Linked DNA regions of Homo sapiens: region 2 is linked to region 1. A link is an interaction called in ENCODE POLR2A ChIA-PET data of the cell type or tissue named here. Cell type or tissue: CD4-positive, alpha-beta T cell. All regions are shown on one strand. Links, peaks and the distances in the headings refer to the core of each region. The heading gives the core; the rest is flanking DNA. Region 1 overlaps OGDH (oxoglutarate dehydrogenase). Region 2 has its middle 14 kb from the start of H2AZ2-DT.

Region 1 (9,993 bases), core at 684-8,683:
AGCTGCTTGGGAGGCTGAGACAGGAGAATCCCTTGAACCCAGGAGACAGAGGTTGCAGTGAGCTGAGATCGCACCACCGCACTCCAGCCTGAGTGACAGAGCGAGACTCTGTCTCAAAACAAAACAAAACAAAAAATTTTTGTGCTTCAAAGAACTTATTAAGAAAGAAATGATATAGATGGGAGAAAATATTTGCAATTATCTGATAAGGAACTTATATACAGAATATATAAAGAACTCTCATAATGCAACAGTAAAAAGACAACCCAATCAAAAAATAGGTAAAGGATTTGAATAGATATTTGTCCAAAGAAGATATACTAACAGCCAATAAACACATAAAGTCACCATATAACACAGCAATTACACTCCTAGATATATAATCAAGAGAAATGAAAATGTATGTCCACAAAAAAAACTTGTACACAAATGCTCATAGCAGCATTATTGTTGCTATGAGCAACAACAGTTGAAACAGTAGAAACAACAGTAGAAACAACTCAAATGTCCATCACTGACGAATGGATAAGCAAAACGTGTTATATCTATAGAATATAACAGCATTCTGCAATGAAACTAAGGAAGTGCTGGTGCATGCTCCAACCTGGAGGAACCTTGAAAACATTATGCTCAGTAAAAAGCAGCAGACGCAAAAGACATATTATGAGTCTATTCCTCTGCTCTCACACAACAACCAACACAGAAGATTTCTGTGACTAAATGTGTGGGGAATTCTCCCTACCAATAAGCAATTCAATTCTGCTGCTACCTACCTGGAGACAGCATCAGATACCACAGGTCAAGGGCTCAATCCCACAAGGCTGCCTCCTACTTCCGATGTCAATCGCAAGCCCCCAGTTGTCTTACTTGTACTTCTGGCCAACCAGCTAGAAACTGGAGATCCCATGACCCCCTCCTTTGGTTCAATAAATTTCAGGAAACACTTACTTACATCTACTGTTTTTTTCAAAGAATATAACATAGGATGTGGATTAAGAGTTGCACAGGTCAAGGTGTAGGATGGGGTAAGGAGGCTTCCATACCCTCCCCAGGCATGCCACCCTCCAGGAATCTCCACATGTTCAGCTATCCAGAAGCTCTCCGTACCCCATCCTCTTGGGCCTTTTATGGAGACTTCATTGGATATGCATGACTGAAGCATAGATAACCATGTAGATAGGTGATCAGGCAAAAAGGGTATGATCTAATACCAACAGACCGAGTGGGGAAACCCAGCCAGGCCTGTTTGTTCAGATTCTTCTTGGCCTCTCTGTGCAGGATTCCTTCCTGTGGGTGTGAGGCAGGACTCCTGAAGTGGGTGTCTTGTGACCTACAATCAGACAAGGTAGGTCAGAGAATTTCTTTATTGCCGGCTCCAAGACAGAACAGTGGAGGAATATTAGAGTATATTTTTAGTTTCTATGGCCTCCCTTGGGGAGAAAAAGCAGCAGGTGAAAGGAGTGCCACAGGCCTGTTTCTGGGGCCTAAAGCACCCCAACATTGTAACAAAAGACTTCCACCTTTATCACTCTGAAGCTGTTTGGAAGCTACTTCAGGAACCAAGGAGAAATACTTTAACAAAATACATGCTTATTTTAGTTACTTAGGAAATAACAAGAACTATGGAACCAGGAATCATGGACAAAAACCCATATACGATAATAATATCACATTCCAGAATAGGCAAATCTATACAGAGAGAAAGTAGATTAGTGGTTGCCTGGGGCTGGGGCAGAGAAATGAGGGAAGGATGAGGAGTAACTCAATGGACATAGGGCTTTCTTTTTGGGAGGAGAGGATGAAAATGCTCTAAAACTAGATTGTGCTGATGGTGTCACAACCCTCTAATATACTGAAAAACATTCACCTTACAATTTAAATGAGTGAATTGTATGGTATGTGAATTATGTCTCAATAAAGTTATTTTTTTAATGTGTAAGAAAAAATGTAACTGAACTTATCACTGTACACAAAAATGATACAAGTTGTAATCCATTAATTTCAAGATGCAAAAATAAACACATACATTTGGGAAAAATAAGTTGTACAAAGAAAAAAAGTAAAAACCAAAGGAAAATTAGTTTTTAGGTGTTAAACGCCCTGCCCTTAGGAAACGATATACTTAAATAGGGTTCTGTCTGAAATATGAAGCCTTCGAGGTCTATGCCTCGAATTTCCCCAGTTGGGTAGGAGGTACCCTATCCCAGGGCACAAAGAATGAGGGAAATAAACCAACTACTGACGCCTATCAATATGACATTGGCTAGGTAGGGGGGTGATTAAAAAGGCAAGACCTAGCAAAAACAGTCTGCTGTTTCTCAGTAAATAAGTCTTTGAGGGAAAAAAACCCACACATCATTACATGATCCTTAAACCCTATGAGTGTTAGCTGGCAACCATTTTAAAGGACAACTCATCCACTTTCTTTTTTTCAGTTTCAGACTCAATTCTTCTGATGAATCATGAACACATTTGCTACAGACCTATGGCTGTTGTCTCATGCCTGCAATTATTTTTGTTTTAGTAGTAATACAAAGAACTCATGTACAGAGTACAGATATCAATTCTCCCTTATTGGCTGAGAATCTCAAAGAATTTATTATCTTTCACTAGTGACACCTCATTACATATAAGCTGAGGGAAGTAGTGAGGATTACTTTTAAACTGTAAAGTTTTTTTTCATTGCTAGATGGAAACAATTGTTGAGCCTGCAGGTACAGAGACCGTGTGACACCAAGTCACTGTGTGAGCTTTCCTGGGCCAACAGAGACCACGTGACACCAAGTCACTGTGTGAGCTTTCCTGGGCCATAAAGTGGAGACAGTAATTACTCCTAACCCCCTCATAATGTCTTTTTGTAATTGTAACACAAATATGAAAGCACTTTGAAAACTTGAAGGTATATCTATGACTAAAGAAATGGTTGGGTATGGTGGTTCATGCCTGTAATCCCAGCACTTTGGGAGGTCGAGGTGGGTGGATCACCTGAGATCAGGAGTTTGAGACCAGCCTGGCCAACATGCTGAAACCCCGCCTCTACTAAAACTACAAAAAAATTAGCTGTGCATTGTGGCGGGTGCCTGTAGTCCAGCTACTTGGGAGGCTGAGGCAGGAGAATTGCTTGAACCCGGGAGGTGGTTACTGTGAGCCGAGATCGCGCCACTGCACTCCAGCCTGGACGACAGAGTGAGACTCCAGAGCTCCGAAAGGAGTCTCGCTCTGTCGTCCAGGATGGAGTGCAGTGGCGCGATCTCGGCTCACATATATACATATATATATACGTATATATATATGTGTATATATATACACGTATATGTGTATATATACACATATATACGTATATATGCATATATATACACATATATATATGCATATACACATATACGTGTATATATATACACATATACACTTATATACGTATATATGTGTATATATACATAAACATGTGTGTATATATATACATATACATATGTGTATATATACGTATATACGTATATATATGTGTATATATACATAAACATGTGTATATATATATACATATATATATGTAGCCTAGGAAAAAAGGCAAACTAGTGATATAAAAAGTTCAAGTTTCCAAGATATTTAAACCTAAACATTAGCTAATTTGGAGTGGCGGTCAACTGGTAACTTCCAAAACATTAGTAGGCTGTCTCCATCATTTAGCACAGAAGCCTATTTAGCTCACCAATCATGGGTGGTCACCACTGGTAGGGACTGACACCTCCCTGATCAGATCCCTGAGTACGCTTCAGTATATAGGTCTGAAGACTGTTCTGCCCTTTCCCTGAGACGTGGCCCCACAGCATCTGAGATGCCCATGACTGATGTGGTATAAACAGGTTGACTGGGGAGGGTGTAGATAAATAGGCACTTTTAAAAGGTATTGATAGAGTGTAAATTATTAAATCTTTATGGAAAGCAGGACAATTTTTCAACATCTCATTAAAGCATATATAAAACGTGTTTCCTGCTAAATATAGCTAAAAACATGAGGCGTTACATTTAAGACAAAACAAGACTGTGAAAGGTGGAGAGAAGGAAGCAGACTGGCTAGGAACCAGAGGACCCAAAGAAAGAGCATTGAGGTTTTTTTTTTTTTTCTTTCTGTCAGGGTCTTGCTCTGTTGCCCAGGCTGGAGTGCAGTGGTGTGATCTCGGCTCACTGCAGCCTGGACCTCCCAGGCTCAAGTGATTCTCCCACCTCAGTCCCCCAAGTAGCTGAGACTACTACAGGCGCACATCACCATGCCTGGCTAATTTTTGTATTTTTTATAGAGACAGTTTTGCCATGTTGGCCAGGGTGGCCTCGAACTCCTGACCTCAAGTGTCAGACTCCCAAAGTGCTAGGATTACAGGTATGAGCCACCACACCCAGCCGAGCACTGAGTTCTTGATTTTCTTTATGCTTCATGTGTTTCAGACCTGGGTACTCGAGAAGCCTACAACCCAGAAATGCCAACAGGTGTAGACAAAGAAAACTACAAACAGAAACCTGTTCTCTCTAGCCAAAGGACCAGGAAAAGAGCAGCAAGATGGAAAACTTTTAAAGTTTTAAACAACAATTGCTCTACTGCGGCCAAATTCCACAGGAAATATCCTCACTCCACTCAGCTGGTGTCAGAATAGGGACCAGGGACTTTCATCCCCACCTGGTGAATAATGAGCCCTTCCAACTCACTCCCTGATAAGATAGTGGAGACCAGGTAGGGAGTCTGGATTTCAATCCCATCCAGCAGTAATGAAGCAGCACCCCTCCCTTCCCAGGCAGGGTGATGTCACCAAGGCCTAATGGGGAACTCTTACAGTCATACAGCAATAACAAGGAATCCCTCCCCCCAGACACCGCACCAGCAACAGTGAGGAAGCAGCCCCTCCCTGCCCCAGCAGAGGAAGCCTGCATTGCTTAGAGATTTAAACAAGATCAAGAGTCCATAACATAACACCCAGAATGTCCAGGTTGCAAGTCAAAGATCACTCTTTACACCAAGGGCCAGGATAATCTTGTCCGGGCATGGTGGCTCATACCTGTAATCCCAGCACTTTGGGAGGCTGAGGTAGGTGTTATCACTTGAGGTCAGGAATTCAAGACCAGCCTGGCCAACATGGTGAAGCCCTATCTTTACAAAAATACAAAAATTAGCCTGGCATGGTGGCACATGCCTGTAATCCCAGCTACTTGGGAGGCTGAGGCAGGAGAATCGCTTGAACCCAGGAGGTTGCAGTGAGCTGAGATCGCGCCACTGCACTCCAGCCTGGGCGACAGAGCGAGACTTCATCTCAAAAAAAAAAAAAAAAAAAAGAACCAAAAGAACCGGGATAATTTCAAACAAAAAAAGACAATCTATAGACACCAATACCAAGATGACGTAGACTTACAATTATCTGACAAAGATTCTAAAAGAGGCATCCTCAAAATGCTTCCACGAGCAACTATGAACATGCTTGAAACAAATGAAAAATAAAGTTTCAGCAAAGAGAAGATGTAGAGAACAAAACAGACATTTCAGAACTGAAAAATGCACTAAGCAAAAGAAAAAAGCTTTAGCATGGGTTAAAGGGCAGAATAAAGACAGAGGAAATCAGTGAACTTGAAGACAGAACAAGGCCTCAGGGAAATAACAAAAGATCTAATATTAATGTCATTGGAGTCCCTGATGAAGGCAGAAGGAGGGGCTGGAAAAGCATTCAAAGAAATAATGGCTACAAATCTCCCAAATCTGGCAAAAGGCATAAAGAACCCCGTGAAGAATAAACCCAAATAAATGCACACCAAGACACATCATAAACAAATTCAGAAAACTCAATACAAAAAACAAACAAACAAAAAAAACAAAAAAAACCAAAACCTTGAAGGCAGCCAGAGAGAAATGGTGCATTATACACAAGAAAAAAAAAAAAAAAGGCCTGTAATCCCAGCACTTTGGGAGGCTGAGGTGAAAGGATAGCTTGCCTAGGGGTTTGAGACCAGCCTTGGCAACAGAGCAAGACCCTATATCTACAAAAAATAAAAATTTTAAAAAGACAGCTAGGCCAGGTGCCGTGGCTCATGCCTGTAATCCCAGCACTTTGGGAGGCCGAGGCGAGCGGATGGCCCGAGTTTGGGAGTTTCAGACCAGCCTGACCAACATGGAGAAACCCCGTCTCAACTAAAAATACAAAATTAGCTGGGAGTGGCAGCACATACCTGTAATCCCAGCTACTCGGGAGGCTGAGGCAGGAGAATCACTTGAACCTGAGAGGTGGAGGTTGCAGTGAGCTGAGATCACGCCATGGCACTCCAGCCTGTGCAACAACAGCAAAATGCCATCTTCAAAAAAAAAAAAAAAAAAAAGCCAGGTGGCTGGGCCCAGTGGCTCACACCTGTTATCCCAGCACTTTGGGAGGCCGATGTGGGCAGATGACTTGAGGTCAGGAGTTTGAGAACGGCCTGGCCAACATGGTGAAACCCCATCTCGACTAAAAATATAAAAATTATAGCCGGGCGTGGTGGCTCACGCCTGTAATCCCAGCACTTTGGGAGGCCGAGACGGGTGGATCACGAGGCCAGGAGATTGAGACCATCCTGGCTAACACGGTGAAACCCCATCTCTACTAAAAATACAAAAAATTAGCCAGGCATGGTGGTGGGCGCCTATAGTCCCAGCTACTCGGGAGACTGAGCAGAAGAATGGCGTGAACCTGGGTGGCAGAGCTTGCGGTGAGCCAAGATCGCATCACTGCACTCCAGCCTGGGTGACAGAGTGAGACTCCGTCTCAAAACAAACAAACAAACAAATAAACAAACAAACAAAACAGCCAGGTGTGGTGGCGGGTGCCTATAGTCCCAGTTACTCAGGAGGCCGAGGTGAGAGAATAACATGAATCTGGGAGGCAGAGGTTGCAGTGAGCCGAGATCACAACACTGCATTCCAGCCTGGGCGACAAAGTGAGACTGTCTCAAAAAACAAAAACAAAAACAAGCCAGGCGCAGTGGCTCATGCCTGTAATCCCAGCACTTTGGGAGGCAGAGGCAAGTGGATCACGAGGTCAGGAGATCGAGACCATCCTGGCTAACATGGTGAAACCCTGTCTCTACTAAAAATACAAAAAAATTACGTTGGTGGCACGTGCCTGTAGTCCCAGCTACTCAGGAGGCTGAGGCAGGAGAATTGCTTGAACCCAGGAGGCGGAGGTTGCAGTGAGCCGAGATCGCGCCACTGCACTCCAGCCTGGGCGACAGAGTGACACTCCGTCTCAAAAAAAAGAAAAGAAAAGAAAAGAAAAGAAAAAAAACAGCCAGGCGTGGTGGTACGTGCCTGCAGTCCCAGCTACTCAGGAGGCTGAAGTAGCAAGATTGCTTGAGCCTGGAAGTAGAGGCTGCAGTGAGCTGTGATAATGCCACTCTACTCCAGCCTGGGTGACAGAGTAAGACCCTGCCTCAAAAATAATAAATAAGTATAATGAAGAAAGGTGGCCAGGCGTGGTGGCTCACGCCTGTAATCCTAGCACTTTGGGAGGCCGAGGCGAGTGGATCATGAGATCAGGAGTTCAAGACCAGCCTGGCCAACATGGTGAAACCCCATCTCTACTAAAAATAAAAAAAATTAGCAGGGTGTGGTGGTGCATGCCTGTAGTCCCACCTACTCGGGGGTCTGAGGCAGGAGAATCGCTTGAACCCAGGATGCAGAGGTTGCAGTGAGCCGAGATCATGCCCATTGCACTCCAGCCTGGGCAACAGAGTAAGACTCCGTCACAAGAAAAAAAAAAGAAAGGCAAAAGAACTAGATTAGCTGAAACAATTTTGAAAAAGAAGTGAGAGAAATCAATCTATCCGATTTTGAGACTTCTTATGAGCTACAATAATAAAAACTCTCGGTATTGGTGATGGGATAGACACAAAGATCAATGGAATGCAACAGAGAATCAGAAACAGAGTCACACAAGTACAGCCAAGTGATTTCTGACGAAAGTGCAAAAGCAATTCAATGGAAGAAAAACAGTCTTCTCAAACAAACGGTGCTGGTTAGATATTCATAAGCAAAAACCCCCCACAAAAACCAAAAAACACTCAAACTTTAAACCACATACAGAAATTAACTCCAAATGGATATACCTAATGTAAATGACGAGTTAATGGGTGCAGCACACCAACATGGCACATGTATACATATGTAACAAACCTGCATGTTGTGCACATGTACCCCAGAACTTAAAGCATAATAATAAAAAAAAACATTAAAACTTTTAGAATATCTATTTGATCTTGAGTCTTTAGGACTCAAAAAAAGCTGGCCACAAGACTAAATTTATATCAATTACATTAAAATTAAAAACTGTTCATCAAAAAGTACCATAAAGTGAAAACATAAAAAAAAAAAGAAAAAAGAAATTAAGTCTAAATGAATCATAGATTTAAATGTAAAATTTAAAAATTTTATAAAAGTGGCCAGGCGCAGTGGCTCACGCCTGTAATCCTGGCACTTCAGGAAGCCAAGGTGGGAGGATTGCTTGACCCCAGGAGTTTGAGACCAGTCTGGGCAACATGGCAAAACCCGTCCCTACAAAAAATACAAAAATTAGGCCAGGCACGGTGGCTCACGCCTGTAATCCCAGCACTTTGGGAGGCCGAGGCGGGGGGGATCACGAGGTCAGGAGATCGAGACCATCCTGGGTAACACAGTGAAACCCCGTCTCTACTAAAAAATACAAAAAAAAAAAATTAGCCGGGCATGGTGGCGGGCACCTGTAGTCCCAGCTACTCAGGAGGCTGAGGTGGGAGAATGGCATGAACCCGGAAGGCGGAGGTTGCAGTGAGCTGAGATCGTGCCACTGCACTCCAGCACTCCAGCCTGGGCGACAGAGCGAGACTCCGTCTCAAAAAACCAAAAAACAAAAAATACAAAAATTAGCCAGGCATGGTGCAGACTCCGGTACTCTTAGCTACTCAGGAGGCTGAGGTGTGAGGATCACCGGATCACCTGAGCCCAGGAGGTTGAGGCTGCGGTGAGCTGTGATCATGCCACTGCACTCCAGCCTGGGGTGACAGAGTAAGACCGTGTCTCCAAAAAAAAAAAAAAAAAAATTTAGAAAAATACATATGATAAAATCTTCAGGAATTTGGGCTAGGCAAAGAGTTCTTCAACTCAACACCAAAAGCAATCTAACAAAAGATAAAATTGGTAAACCAGACCTCATCAAAATTATAAACTTTTGCTTTGCAAAAGACCCCGTTAAGAAGATGAAAAGGGGCTGAGCGCGGTGGCTCACGCCTGTAATCCCAGCACTTTGGGAGGCCAAGGGGGTGTCGATCACGAGGTCAGGAGATCCAGACCATCCTGGCTAACACAGTAAAAGCCCGTCTCTACTAAAAATACAAAAGAATTAGCCGGGCGTGGTGGCACGCGGCTGTAGTCCCAGCTACTTGGGAGGCTGAGAAAGGCTTGAACCGGGGAGGTGGAGGTTGCAGTGAGCCAAGATTGCACCACTGCACTCCAGCCTGGGCAACAGAGCAAGACTCCGTCTCAAACAAACAAACAAACAAAAAGATGAAAAGGGCTAGGAGCAGTGGCTCACGCCTGTAATCCCAGCACTCTGGGAGGCTGAGGTGGACAGATCGCGAGGTCAGGAGTTCGAGACCAGCCTGACCAACACGGTGAAACCCCGTCTCTACTAAAAATACAAAAATTAGCCAGGTGTGGTGGCAAGCGCCTGTAATCCCAGCTACTCAGGAGGCTGAGGCGGAAGAATCGCTTGAACCTGGGAGGCAGAGGTTGTAGAGATTACGCCACTGCACTCCAGCCTGGGGGACAGAACGAGACTCCATCTCAAAAACAAAACAAACAAACAAACAAAAAAAAAACCAAGATGAAAAGACATGCTGCTGACTAGGAGAAAATATCTGCAAACTACATATCCAACAAAGCAGTGGTATCTAGAATACATTAGGAATTCTCAAAGCTCAACAGTTAACAAAAACCGAACAATCTAATTACGA
Region 2 (9,993 bases), core at 808-8,807, 250 kb before region 1:
AATGGCAGAAAACAAACTTCTGAAGGAAGAAGAGCTGTTGTCAGCGATGTGGAATGTTCTAGTCCAGCAGCTGCTGATTTTCTGGCAGTGAAAACCCAGCTGGTGACATCACTTAGGCAAGTGACTCATCAGAGCAGTGCTCTCATTTATCTGCTCCTCATCTGACACCACATCTTTTCTGGTGGGGACTGCAAACTCTATTTTGATTACACCTGCTGAACTCTCCCAAACCTTTGTCAGCTATAGGTTTTCTCTTTTGTGGGCAAGACTTAGGATAGAAACAAGCGTGGGAATTATCAGGGTTTGTTGCAGTGTTTTATATTGTACCTACCATTTTGCCTTCAAAGGTCACACTTTAAGGGAGCCAGGGCCAGGCAGGTGGCTCCTGATCCCAGCACTCTGGGATGCTGAAGTGGGTGGATCGTTTGAGTTCAGGAGTTCAAGACTAGCCTGGGCAACATGGTGAGACCTCACCTCTATTAAAAAATATAAAAAATTAGCCAGGCATGGTGCCATGTGCCTGTAGTCCCAGCTACTTGGAAGGCTGAGGTGGGAGGATCACCCAACCCTGGGAGATCAAGCCTGCAGTGAGCCATGATGATACCACTGCACTCCAGCCTCGTCAACAGAATGAGACCCTGTCTCAAAAGAAGGGGGGCTTGGGAGTGGAGCCAGCTCTCTCAATTTCCCTGCAAGCTGCTCCCATCCACCCTCTGAGGCTACGCCTGACATCATTGCTGGGGTGTGTTCTAGAGCACCTTCTCTCCATGACTGTGTGGGTTTTCTCTGGGTACTCTGGTCTCCTCCCACATCCCAACGATGTGCAGGTTAGGTTCATTGGCATGTCTAAAGTGTCCCAGTCTGAGTTCATGTGCCGTGTGTAGAATAGCATTCAGTCCAGGATTGGCTCCCACCTTGTACCCTCAACTGCCAGGATAGGCTCCAGCCACCCACAACCCTGAACTGGAATAAATGGGTTAGAAAATCAATGTATGGATAAATGAATACAAATTATTATAAAATAAAAATTGGTAAAGAATATGATAATTATACAAATGCATGACAATAGGCAATGAACAATGAGGAATGAAATTGCTCAGTGAGCCTGCCAAATGTGTGATTGTTTTTTAACTGTGTGGTAGCAGAGGCCATTCCTTACAAATTTTGCTTTATAAACATTTATTCCTTAATTTAACCCACCCCACTGTGACAGTCATCACTCATTCATTCACCAAAAATGAGGCAAATAATTATCCTACTTGTTTTTATTAATCTTTTTTTTTTTTTTTTTTTTGAGATGGAGTCTCACTCTGTCATCCAGGCTGGAGTGCAGTGGCATAATCTCAGCTCACTGCAACCTCCACCTCCCAGATTCAAGCAATTCTCTTGCCTCAGCTTCCTGCATAGCTGGGACTACAGGTGTGCGCCACCATGCCCAGCTAATTTTTTTTGTATGTTTAGTACAGACTGGGTTTCACCATGTTGGTCAGGCTGGTTTTGAACTCCTGACCTCAGGTGATCTGCCCACCTTGGCCTCCCAAAGTGCTAGGATTACAGGCGTGAGCCACCGTGTCCAGCCTGTTTTTATTAATCTTTCTTAAATGTATGTATAGCTCAAATTTATTTCAATGTTTAATATTAGAAGCTTTTTGGGTCTTTATTTAGAAGTTTGGTAATGTTTTTGTGACCAGAAATATGCTGTAGGAACTTAACTCTTGTTTATATCAATTACCCTGTCAACCTGAAAAAAAAAGACACTAGAAAAAAATTAACTCTAAATATGTTGGGTGTTGGGTTTACTCTGGAATAGAAATAAGGATTATAATCTAGAGTGCAGCTGGGCGCAGTGGCTCACATCTGTAATCCCACCACTTTGAAAGGCTGAGGTGGGCAGATCACCTGAGGTCAGGAGTTCGAGATCAGCCTGGCCAACATAGCGAAACCCCGTCTCTACTAAAAATACAAAAAAAAATTAGCCAGGCATGGTGGCATGCGCCTGTAATCCCAGCTACTTGGGAGGCTGAGGTAGGAGAATCGCTTGAATCTGGGAGGCAGAGATTGCAGTCAGCCAAGATCGCGCCACTGCAGTCCAGCCTGGGCGACAGAGTGAGACTCTGTCTCAAAAAAAAAAAAAAAAAAGAAAAGAAAGAAATCTAGAGTGCATGAAATGGCAAGCTACAAGTGCATTTAGTGAGGGAAGGGTGAGGGGAGCTTTTATTAGCAAAAAGAGATTACATAAGCTGCTTGGAAACAGAGTTCATCACTTCCAGAGGTTCAAAGCCAGAGTTGTCAGTTCCTTGGTGGAGATGCAAGTGTTCTTTCAAGAACATCTTAACCGAATTACTGAAATCCTAAAGAATGTCTAGTGATAAACCTTATCAAAGCAGGAGATTTGTGAAGGATATGAAAGGATTTTTAGAAAGTCCTTGGAAACAGTTCTTATTTCAGATATGCAAGCATGAGCCTCCTCTCCTTCAGACCTTCCTGGTCCTACTTTGCCTGGGTCTGAGAAAAGTGATTTCTTCCTGGTATCTCTAACTTTCACAAGCCTATGATAAAATTGGTTTTGTTAAAAACCAATTTAACTTAAAGTTCCATTTCCAAGAACCTATCAATGACATTAAGTGAGGACTTATATTCTAACCCTCTTCATTTATGGCAAGCTAAGAAATTTTGTACTTGGAATGACAAAGGCATTTCCTTATTTTTAGATCTTCTCTTCACTGACTACAAGTAAAATATGAAGAGCCTCAGAATATTGTTTAAAACAGTGTTCCCGGCTGGGCACAGTGGCTCATGCCTGTAATCCCAGCACTTTGGGAGGCCGAGGAGGGCAGATCACAAGGTCACAAGATTGAGACCATCCTGGCCAACATGGTGAAACTCTGTCTCTACTAAAAATACGAAAATTAGCTGGGCATGGTGGTGTGTGCCTGTAGTCCCAGCTACTCAGGAGGCTGAGGCAGGAGAATCGCTTGAACCCAGGAGGCAGAAGTTGCAGTGAGTTGACATCGCACCACTGCATTCCAGCGTGACACAGCAAGCCTCCGTCTCAAAAAACAAAACAAAACTAAAAACAGGGTTCCCCAATTCCTGGGCCACAGACCAGTACTGGGTCCTTGGCCTATAACAGAAAGTAAGCAGCCAACGAGTGAACATTACTGCCTGAGTTCCCACTGGTTCCACCTCCTGTCAGATCAACAGTGGCATTAGATTCTCATAGGAGCACAAACCCTATTGTGAACTTTGCATTCAATGGATCTAGGTTGTGTGCTCTGTATGAGAATCTAATGCCTGATGATCTGTCACTGTCTTCCATCCTCCCTGAGATGGGACTGTCTAATTGCAGGAAAACAAGCTCAGGGCTCCCACTGACTCTACATTATGATGAATTGTACAATTATTTCATTATATATCACAATGTAATAATAATAAATTGCACAATAAATGTAATGCGTTTGAATCATCCCCAAACCATCCCCCCGCCTAGGACATGGAAAATTTGTCTTCCATGAAATCGGTCCCTGGTGCCAAAAACATTGGAGACTGCTAGTTTAAAAAGAGTAAATTATACCTGTAATCCCAGCAATTTGGGAGGCTGAGGCAGGTGGATTACCTGAGCTCAGGAGTTGAAGACCAGGCTAATATGGTAAAACCCTATCTCTACGAAAAAAAAAAAAAATTAGCCAGGCATGGTGGCACATGCCTGTAGTCCTAGCTACTTGGGAGCCTGAAGCAGGGCGATCACTTGAACCCAGGAGACTAGAGGTTGCAGTGAGCTGAGATTGCGCCACTGCACTCCAGACTGGGTGACAGAGTAAGACTCCATCTCAAAAAAATAAATAAATAAAGTAAATTATAAATAAGTAGGTCTTTTTTTTTATATAAACAGATGCCCACAGATGTTGGCATTCTATACACTATTCTATGTCTTTTTTTCTTTTTTTAGTCTAACTTTAAAATAGATAATACATTTGCATGGTTCAAAATTGAAATAACAGGTCAGGCACGATGGCTCACACCTGCAATCCAAACACTTTGGGAGGCTGAGGCAGGTGGATCACTTGAGGTCAGGAGTTCAAGACCAGCATGGCCAACATGGCAAAACCCATCTCTACTAAAAATTTTTTTAAAAGTAGCTGGGCATGGTGGCAGGTGCCTATAATCCCAGCTATTCAGGAGGCTGAGGTGGGAGAATTGCTGGAACCCAGGAGGCAGAGGTTGCAGTGAGCAGAGATCGTACCACTGCACTCCACCCTGGGCAACAGAGTGGGACTCTGTCTCCAAAAAAATAATAAATAAAATATAAAATAAAATAATAAATAATAATTGAAATAACATAAAATGGAGATTGAGAAATCTTGATCCTAACTCTGTCTCTATCCATCCTCTTCGTTACCATGAGTAGCATTTGCCTTGGACAGTCCCATTTTGTCTGTTGTCTCAGTATGCCATCAGTTTAGCATTTGTCCCAGATTTTTCAGTCTTTACAAGGTAATATGATTTTTACTTTTACTAGAATAAGCAGGGATTAGCTTACTAGACCTCTACTTTGTATTCCTAGCTTGTCATGGTCTAGTATTGTGCTCAATGAACAGAGTTCTCGCTTGAACACCTGGTTAAATTTGAAAAAAGACCAGCAATGACGTCCCTGTGCTTGACCCTCCCAAACTCAATATAACATTTTCCTCTCAAGTCAGCATGGACAGCACTTGCTGACAAAACAGTGCACTTGGAGTGGCTGGGAAGAGCTCATTCCTTCTGTAGTTGTGGTGGTTGGAGAAGTTTTTCAGGCTGCTATCTGGGATCAGTAATAAATGATAGGCTAGTGATGTATGAACCATGTACAGAGAGAATTCTAAACGTTCTTGCTACAACTATTTTACCACTTATTGTATGGTAGAAATCTATATTTGTTATTTGATAATTTTTTTATTTTGCAATAAGCCCTTTCTTCAATAATGAGCTTAAAAGGTGTCTAAAAAAATACCTAAGTGAATACTGAATTTCCATTTCTGTGTATAACCTGCACAAATTTTTTGTTGACATTTACTATCAATGCCATATCAAGATCAATAACCAGGCTGGGCGTGGTGGCTTACACCTGTAATCCCAGCACTTTGGGAAGCCAAGGCTGGTGGATCACTTGAGGTCAGGAATTCAAGACCAGCCTGGCCAACATGGTGAAAACCCATCTATACTAAAAATACAAAAATTAGCTAGGTGTGGTGGCAGGCGCCTGTAATCCCAGCTGCTCAGGAGGCTGAGGCAGGAGAATCACTTGAGCCCAGGAGGCAGAGGTTGCAGTAAGCCAAGATCACGCCACTGCAATCCAGCTTGGGTGACAGGGCGAGATTCTGTCTCAAAAAATAAAAAGATCAATAACCACAGGAAATCCAGTAGACATAAATTTTCTGTAGAAGTTTCTGCATCTACTTCAAAATTTAGCAATTATCTTAAATAAACATTACCCAGAGGCCAGGCACAGTGACTCATGTCTGTAATCCCAGCACTTTGGGAGGCTGAGGCGGGTGGATCACTTGAGGTCAGGAGTTCAAGACTAGCCTGGCCAACATGGTGAAATCCCATCTCTACTAAAAATACAAAAATTACCTGGGCATAGTGGCGGGTGCCTGTAATCCCAGCTATTTGGGAGGCTGAGGCGGGAGAACCACTTGAACCCAGGAGGCAGACATTGAGTGAGCTGAGATTGTGCCACTGCACTCCAGCCTGGGTGACAGAGCAAAACTCTGTCTCAAAAAAAAAAAAATTACCCAGAGACAATGATTTAATTAATACAATTAATACAGAAGGTACACTTACAAATCACTCTGTGAAGCAAGACTTTTTACTTAAATAAATTGACTGTTTTTAATTAATTTCACTCATCTTCTCATCTTCAATTCAGAGTTTTCTTATGCCCATACAAAAAGTGAAGCCACGGCTCTTAATATGCAGACTAGACTAGATATATGTTACTACATAGAACTTCCAGTTATGTGATGCCAGTTTTATCAGTAACATATTCAGGTTCAAATAGAAAAATTGACTTCATTAATTCTGGTAAGTTTCAAATTTTTCACTCAATTCTTTTAATCAGTGTTGAAGTAAAACAATCTGATATTTTAATGTTACTATGAAATTAGTTTAAAAGTCCAACAATTCTGGAACGTGTCGGGGAAGCATTGCAGGGACGGAAAGCATTAGGAAAAAGATCTAATGCATGCTGGCCTTAATACCTAGGCTATGGGTTGATTTGTGCAGCAAACCATCATGGCACATGTTTATCTATGCAACAAACCTGCACATTCTGCACATGTACCCAGGAACTTAAAAAAAATTTTTTTTAAGTTCAACAATTAAAATTGTATTTGTGATAATACAAAGTTGGGTGGAGCAGATCATGGTAATACAAAAATGTATTTAATGAATTAGGAAATCAATGGAGGATAAATGTACTTGGAATTGGATGTAGTGTACATATAATTCATAATAATGTCCAAGCAAGCTGTTTTATTTTACCAACTAAAATAGAAGATGTAGTAGCCAAATTTTAACAAGTTTTGAGTAACTAACCTACAAAATTGCTGTGATAAAGTAGATGTTGAATCTAAAAAGCACTTCGGCTCACACCTGCAATCTCAGCACTTTGGGAGGCTTAACTGGGAGGAACGCTTGAGGCCAGCCTGCCTGGGCAACATAGCAAGACTTCATCTATATAAAAGAAATTTTTTTGTAATTAGCTAGCATTGTGGCAGGCATCTGTAGTCCTAGCTAATTGGGAGGCTTAGGCAGGAGAATCATGTGAGCCCAGGACTTCAAGGCAGCAGAGAGCTATGATTGCACCACTGCACTCCAGCCTGGGCAACAGAGAGAGACCCTGTCTCAAAAAAAAATAATAATAAAAATAAATAAATTTTTAAAAAGCACTTCAGCATGGCAGGTTTTGCCCATCATCCTTTTTAGAAATGTTTAAGCCTTTGAAAATCAACCTATCCTATACTGAAATTTTTGATAAATGAAGCCTCTAAATTTTGGTAGTATTTTATTGATTGATTGATTGATTGATTAAGGAGTTTCACTCTTGTTGCCCAGGCTGGAGTCCAAGGGTGTGATCTCAGCTCACTGCAACCTCCGCCTCCCGGGTTCAAGCGATTCTCCTGCCTCAGCCTCCTGAGTAGCTGGGATTGGAGACGTCCACCACAACGCCCAGCTAATTTTTTGTATTTTTAGTAGAGATGAGGTTTCACCATGTTGGCCAGGCTGGTCTCCAACTCCTGACCTCAGATGAGCCACTTGCGCCCAGCTGATAGTATTTTATTTAAAATCAATTGGGAACCTTTCATCTGAGCATTGAATGAATAGAATGATAAGAAACTTCGGCCAGGCACGGTGGCTCATGCCTGTGATCCCAAGCACTTTGAGAGGCCACGGCAGGTGGATCACGAGGTCAGGAGTTCGAGACCAGCCTGGTCAAGAGACCAGCCTGGCCAATATGGTGAAACCTTGCCTCTACTAAAAATACAAAAATTAGCTGGGCATGGTGGTGGGTGTCTGTAATCCCAGCTACTTGGGAGGCTGAGGCAGGAGAATTGCTTGAACCCAGGAGGTGGAGGTTGGAGTGAGCTGAGATTGAAACATTGCACTCCAGCCTGGGTGACAGAGTGAGACTCCGACTCTGAAAAAAAAAAAAAGAAAGAAACTTCAGGCCGGGAGCAGTGGCTCAGGCTTGTAATCCCAGCACTTCAGGAGGCCAAGGCAGGCAGATTACTTGAGGTCAGGAGTTCAAGACCAGCCTGGCCAACATAGTGAAACCCAGTCTTTCTTAAAAATACAAAAATTAGCCAGGCACAGTGGCAGGCACCTGTAATTCCAGCTACTCAGGAGGCTGAGGCAGGAGAATTGCTTCAACCTGGGAGGTGGAGGTTGCCGTGAGCTGATACCATGCCACTGCACTTCAGCCTGGGTGACAGAGTGAGACTCCATCTAAAAGAAAAAAAAAAAAGGAAAGAAAGAAACTTCGGTTTATGAGCCCTTACTAAGTTGCAAAGTGTTGAGAGCAATACTTGCAAACAGGAAGACATTAGACTTGATCCCTAGCAGGGAAAGCTTGAAAAAATAATGATAAATCACTCTGAAATACCTTGGCTTATGGAAAAAATCTTGTAATGCAACTTTTTTTTTTTTTTTTTTTTGAGACAGGTCTTACTCTGTCACCAGGCAGGGGTGCAGTGGCACGATCTTGGCTCACTGCAGCCTCAACCTCCTAGGCTCAGGTGATTTTCCCACCTCAGCCTCCAGGGTAGCTGGGACTATAGGCAGGGACCACCACCACACCCAGCTAACTTTTTGTATTTATTGTAGAGATGGGGTTTCGCTATGTTGCCCAGGCTGGTCTTGAACTCCTGGGTTCAAGCAATCCTCCCACCTCAGCCTCTCGAAGCAATGAACTTCCATTTTTAATTGGATAAATGTATATTCTGGCCAGGCGTGGTGGTTCATGCCTGTAATCCCCGCACTTTGGGAGGCTGAGGCTGGCAGATCACGTGAGGTCAGGAATTTGAGACAGCCTGGCTAACATGGCGAAACCTCGTCTCTCCTAAAAGTACAAAAATTATCTGGGTGTGGTGGCGCATGCCTGTAATCCCAGCTACTCTGGAGGCTGAGGGAGGAGAATCACTTGACCCTGAGAGGCAGAGGTTGCAATGAGCTGAAATGGCAGCCACTGCACTACAGCCTGGGTGACAGAGTAAGACTCTGTCTCAAAAAAAAACAAAAAACAAAACAAAAAAAACCCATTATATTCTGTACTGGAATGGAGTGAAATTGAGAGGGCTTACTATTTTGTAGCATATAAATTTGATGAAACAGGCTGGGTGGGGTGGCTCACGCCTGTAATCCCAGCACTTTGGGAGGCCAAGGCGGGCGGATCACTTGAGGTCAGGAGTTTGAGACCAGCCTGGCCAACATGGCAAAACCCCGTCTCTACTAAAAATACAAAAAAATTAGCTAGGCATGGTGGCGGGTACCTGTAGTTCCAGTTACTCAGGAGGCTGAGGCAGGAGAATCGCTTGAACATGGGAGGCAGGGGTTGCAGTGAACTAAGATCCTGCCACTGTACTCCAGCCTGGGCGACACAGTGAGACTCTGGCTCAAAAAAAAAAAGGAAAAAAATATATACAAGTTACATTTCTGCAAGAGAAAAAAAAAGTTTCATTTTCCATTTGTGCATTGCTAGTGGATAAAATAGGTAATGCATGCACATTGTACAAATTCTAGTGACCCAAGTTTTTTTTAAAGAAACAATTTTCTTGTAAAAACATTTGTTGCCAATTTACTTTAAATTTACTTCAACATACCCAGTTGAAAATGGGGCAAAATAAATGAGAATATAAAATAAAGTAAAAGAGGCCATGAGATATTATTGTAGCTGAGTGATGCCAGGTTCACTGCACTATTTGTTTTACTTTCATATGAGCTTAAAGTTTTTGATAAGAGAAAGTTTAAAAACAAAACAAAACAAAATCATATGCTGTATCAGTCAACATTCATTCAGGTTCCAGAAAATACAATGTTTTTTTGTTTTGATACAGGGTCTCACTCTGTCGCTCAGGCTGGTCTCAAACTCCTGGGCTCAAGGGATCCTCCTACCACCAACTCCGCCTCCCTAAGTGCTGGAATTACACACATGAGCCACTGTGCCCAGCCCATCACTTATCTGAACAGAGACAATATAAGATATCATTAACTGGGTATAATATTGTTAACTACTAGGGCCAGGCGCGGTGGCTCACACCTGTAATCCCAGCACTTTGGGAAGCCAAGGCGGGTGGATCATGAGGTCAGCAGTTCGAGACCAGCCTGGCCAACATGGTGAAACCCCGTCTCTACCACAAATACAAAAATTAGCTGGGCGTGGTGGTGGGCGCCTGTAATCCCAGCCACTGGGGAGGCTGAGGCAGAAGAATCATTTGAACCCAGGAAGCAGAGGTT

The links. ChIA-PET counts read pairs that join two places held together with the same protein. Peaks named below come from ENCODE experiments on the same cell type or tissue, not always from the same donor. Only the 100,000 strongest peaks of a DNase experiment are listed, where the experiment ranks them.
Region 2: POLR2A ChIA-PET joins it to region 1 with 12 read pairs; 5 of 35 experiments call an interaction of 5 or more read pairs at or near these places.

The regions. Positions count from the first base shown.
Region 1 is chr7:44,610,161-44,620,153 of GRCh38, reverse strand. All of the region lies in intron 1 of OGDH (oxoglutarate dehydrogenase), which reads right to left. Among named protein-coding and RNA genes, the nearest start is that of OGDH, 8.5 kb to the right of the region's middle. In CD4-positive, alpha-beta T cell, for the core only: no CTCF peak of the experiment used is centred there; DNase peaks (open chromatin) are centred at 1,263, 2,377, 2,759 and 4,833; H3K27ac peaks cover 3,022 bases.
Region 2 is chr7:44,857,612-44,867,604 of GRCh38, reverse strand. No RefSeq gene overlaps it. Among named protein-coding and RNA genes, the nearest start is that of H2AZ2-DT, 14 kb to the right of the region's middle. In CD4-positive, alpha-beta T cell, for the core only: no CTCF peak of the experiment used is centred there; no DNase peak of the experiment used is centred there.